Regions from separate parts of the Homo sapiens genome. Here region 1 is linked to region 2. A link is an interaction called in ENCODE POLR2A ChIA-PET data of the cell type or tissue named here. Cell type or tissue: A673. All regions are shown on one strand.

Region 1 (2,500 bases), 140 kb before region 2:
ACATAAAAACATTTATAGATATGTATATACAGCACTCCCATAGAAATGAGCACAACCAGCATACAGATCTTCACTTCTAATACCATTGACTAATAAAACGAATGAGGAATCATTGGAACAATTGCTGAATCTAGGGCTGGGGTAGAAAATATACAAGACAAGATATCAAGTTTTTGTAGTGTCAGAAAGTGACAAAAAATTAAAAAAAAAAAAAAAAACCCTCACAGTGATGGAGTATGTCAAAGGGCCCCAGGAATAAAAAAAAAAAACTCCCATTGACAAAATATGGAACAATTATAACAGGAAATATGTAAAATTGTACTTAGTTATAACCCAAATTATAGAATAATTTTCCATGAGTCCATACTAAAATAAGTAAATGATGGAATAAATAAATAAATGGAAGAGAATAGACCAATCATTTGAGTAGACGAATTCCAAATAATAAATGTAGATACTCTGCTCTTATCGAAGTGGAACATGATTCTTCACTTTTTAAGTGTGGGCAGTATATAATGCCTTCTATGTAGGGAAGGAGGAACAGAGTAACTTAACATTGGAGAAACCTGCCAAACACTATCTCTACCAGGAGATTGAGGTCAACATGAAAAGTGATACATAATATTTATGGTGCATATGCTTGATATGATGTGATAAGAATGGCACTTTACACCTCCCAAAAAAGACATTACTTCAGTCTAATCATGAGAAAAAAAATTAACTAAGTGCCAATTGAAGGCTGTTCTGCAAAATACCTGACCAGTACTCCTTGCAACTTTAAATATCATACAAAACAAGGAAAGTCTCAGAAACTGTCACAGCTGAGAGGAAGCTAAGAAGACCTAATAGCTAAATGTAGTATCATATTCTGGATGGAATCCTGAAACAACAAAAACAAACGGACATTATGAAAAAACAGGAAAACCCCAGTAAAATATATTCTGTAATCAAAATATATGAATCTCGGTTCATTTTTACAAATATACTACTGTAATATAATAAATTAATAGGGGTAACTAAGGGTAGATTATACAGAAACTTCCTGTACTGTCTTCTCAATAATTCTGTAGATCCAAAATTGTTCTAAAATAAAATGTAGTTTTAAGAAATAATTTCACTATTTTTATTAGGAGTAAAATGATATGAATTAGTAAGCAAATAGATTAGATTATTGTTGTCAGTAACTTTCCTCATTTGATCATTTAATACCAAGCAAATATTGTTTCTTCCCAGCTTCCTTTAACCTTGGATTGTGGATTTATTTTCTTTGTTTCTATTGCTTATTAAACAGTCTTGACCTCTCTTCACTGAATCTAATATATCCACCAAATGCTGTTATTCAGTTCTTAATCTTAGCCATCAATTTCTGTAAGAGTAAGAGAATACACTAAGTGAAAATAGATTTAATAGGGATAGACAATGATTCACAGTGTTCCAGAGAGGCCATTAAGATAACAAATAATGCATGTCTCTTTGAATATATAAAAATGAAATTACTAAAAAAAAAATCTACATTAGTTTTGGCTTTGAATATAATTTAAACCACACTGTTTGTTTTACTTTCTCTATAGGCTTTATATTTATAACACAACAATTTATTTTAATCAATTTTGTTGCACATTTATTCCAAACAATAAATACAACAATTGGTAATTTCATATGATTATTAATGAAAACATCATTAACCTTTAATACAGAAGGGTAAGGCATTTTTTAGTATGCATATAAAAATTTTTGAAAAATAATTCTATAGCTAAATAAATCAATAAGAAGATTGGGAGAGTGGATATAATAAAAGTTGATAAGAGATACAAGTCATTTATGGTGTTTATTGTATTATATGTCAATATTGAAAGAAACTCAAACTTCTTTTTAAGTTTACTTCTTTTTTTCTTTTTTTTTTAATTGAACAATGAGAGCACATGGACACAGGAAGGGGAATATCACACACTGGGGCCTGTTGTGGGGTGGGGGGAAGGGGGAGGGATAGCATTAGGAGATATACCTAATGCTAAATGACGAGTTAATGAGTGCAGCACACCGACATGGCACATGTATACATGTGTAACAAACCTGCACATTGTGCACATGTACCCTAAAACTTAAAGTATAATAATAATAAAATTTTAAAAAAAAGAAAAAAAATTAAGTTTACTTCTTTTGGAGCCTACTACAGGTATGGTCATGAATGTATATATAATTTCACTAATCCCTTGAAAGAAACTACAAAATTTAAAATAGAACTAAAATGATCAACTGTAAATAGATGAAAGCAAGTAGAAACAAACAGGACAAAGGTGGCAGCATAGGAACGTTTGTAAACAGTATAGTCTTAATCAGGAGGACACGGATTAGGTATTAGTGGACTATGTGGTAATGAACACTCCCACGTGCCCACATACACACGCGTACACACACTTGCAGAACTGAGGCAGGAAAATAGGGTCTGGAGGCAGGGAACATAAGGCTGATTTACACTTCAGCTATGACAGGAAATATC
Region 2 (2,500 bases):
GTGTAACTGTCAGAGAGCTTCTGCAGTCAGGCCTGTGCTGGCAAACACTGACCATAGCATCCCCCAAATGTTTTGTCAGAACAAGGGTGTGGACCTCACTGCAGCTGCCCTGCTGCTACCACTGCATGTGTGTGAGCATGAACCCCACTGCCATTGCTCCAACAAAGTTGTTTTGCTGGCACCCCCTATTGGAATGTTGTTGGCAGCAGATCGAGAACATCTTGACCCCTCCAGTGCAGCAGATTCTTAATGTCACAGGGCCAGGGAACAAAGCTTTGGGCCTGGTTCCAACTCCCCAGGGTCAGAACAGGCCATCCATGGGTGCTGAGCTGAGCCTTGGCTCCCTAGTATTGGCCAGAAGTGAAGCCAGTCAACACAATCCAACTTATACTGTAGTCAAAACCTCAAGGGTATCCATGAATATATACATATAAAAAAGCCCCATTCAAAGAACATCAACTACAAACACTAAAAGAACACTATTCCACAAAGATGAGAAAGAACCAGTGTAAGACCTCTGGCAACTCTAAAAGCTAGAATTTCTTCTTACTTCCAAATAACCACATTAACTCCACAGAACTCTTTCCTTACCAGAATGAAATGTCTGGAAAGACAGACATAGAATTCAGAATCTGGATGACAACAAAGATCATCGAAATTCAGGAGAAGGTTGAAACCCAATCCAAGATATGTAAGAAATTCCATAAAATGATACAAGAGCTAAAAGATGAAATAGCCATTTGATGAAAGAAAGGAAAAAAAAATAGACCTGAGAGCTGAAAAACCCACTATAAGAATTTTATAATACAATCAGAAGTATTAGCAGCAGAATAGACAGACCAAGCTGAGGAAAGATTCTCAGAATTCAAAGACCTGTTCTTTGAATCAACTAAGTCAGACAAAAAGAAAGAAAAAAGAATGAACAAAACATCTGAGAAATATATGATTATGCAAAGAAACTAAACCTATGACTCATTGGAGTCAAAGGAACTCACTGGAGTCAAAGGATCTAAACCTATGACTCATTGAAAGAGGGAGAGAGAGAACAAGCAACTTAGAAAACATATATTAAGATATCCTCTGTGAAAATTTCCCCAACCTTGCTAAAGAGATCCCCAGTGTGATACTACACAAGTCAAACCTTTTACAAGACTATGACTCAGCAGATTATCCAAGGTCAACATGTTAAAAAAATATATTAAAGACAGTTGGAGAGTAGGGGCAGGTTATTTACAAATGGAACCCCATTAGGTTAACTACAGACCTTTCAGCAGAAACCCCAAAAGTCAACATCTTTAAATTAAAAAAAAAAAATTACCAAGAATTCCATATCTAGCCAAAGTAAGCTCTATAAGTGAATGAGAAATAAAATTGTTTTCAGACAAACAAATGCTAAGGACGTTCATTACATTGGATTTTCTTTGTAAGAAGTTTTTAGGGGCATGCTAAAGTTGAAAACTAAAGACCCTTACTGCCCACCACAAAACGCACTTAAGTACATAGACAATTGACATTATGAAGCCACTATGCAAACAAGTCTGCAAAACAACCAACTACCAGTGTGATGACAGGATCAAATACCCACATATAAACTGTAACCTTGAACATAGTAATAAATGGGCTAAACATACACTTTTAAAAGCAGAGAGGGTAAAGTTGGATAAAGAAGCAAAACCCAACCATATGCTGTCTTCATGATACCCATATCATACGCAAGAACGCACATCAGCTAAAAGTAAAGGGATAGAGAAAATTCTATCAAGCAAATGAAAAAAAAAACAGCAAAAAAAGGAGGGGCTGCCATTTTTATTTCAAACAAAATAGACTTTAAACCAACAATTATCAAAAAAGACAAAGAAGAACATTACATAATGATAAAGCATTTAATTCCATAAGACTTAACTATACTAAATATAAGTGCACCCAACACTAGGACACCTAGATTCATTAAACAAGTTCTTAGAAATCTAGGAAGAGATCTAGATATCTAGGGAATTTAGATAACTACGCAGTAATAGTGGGAGACTTAAAACACACCACTGACAGTATTAGACAGATCACCAAGGCAGAAAATAAAAAAAAAGGATATTTGGTACCTAAACTAAACACTTGACCAAATGAACCTAATAGATAAATACAGAACACTGCACCCAACAACAAGATAATATAAATTTTTCTCACCTGTACATGGCACATATGCTAAAATCAACCACACATTCAGCCACAAAGAAATTCTCAACAATTTTTTTAAACCTGGAAATCATAACAACCATACTCTCAGACCACAACTAAATTAAAAACAAAAATCAATACTAAGAAGATCTCACAAAACCATACAATTACATGAAAATAAAACTTATCTGATTCTCAATGACATTTGGGTAAAGAATGAAATTAAAGCAGAAATCAAGAAATTCTTTGAAACTAAAGAAAATGAAGGTACAACATATCAGAATCTCTGGGACTCAACTCAGGCAGTGCTAAATGCCCACATCAAAAG

The links. Peaks named below come from ENCODE experiments on the same cell type or tissue, not always from the same donor. Only the 100,000 strongest peaks of a DNase experiment are listed, where the experiment ranks them.
Region 1: POLR2A ChIA-PET joins it to region 2 with 7 read pairs; 2 of 35 experiments call an interaction of 5 or more read pairs at or near these places.

The regions. Positions count from the first base shown.
Region 1 is chr21:22,393,814-22,396,313 of GRCh38, forward strand. All of the region lies in intron 2 of LOC107985508 (a long non-coding RNA gene), which reads left to right. Among named protein-coding and RNA genes, the nearest start is that of LINC00308, 300 kb to the left of the region's middle. In A673, no CTCF peak of the experiment used is centred here; no DNase peak of the experiment used is centred here.
Region 2 is chr21:22,535,630-22,538,129 of GRCh38, forward strand. No RefSeq gene overlaps it. Among named protein-coding and RNA genes, the nearest start is that of LINC00308, 440 kb to the left of the region's middle. In A673, no CTCF peak of the experiment used is centred here; a DNase peak (open chromatin) is centred at 1,062.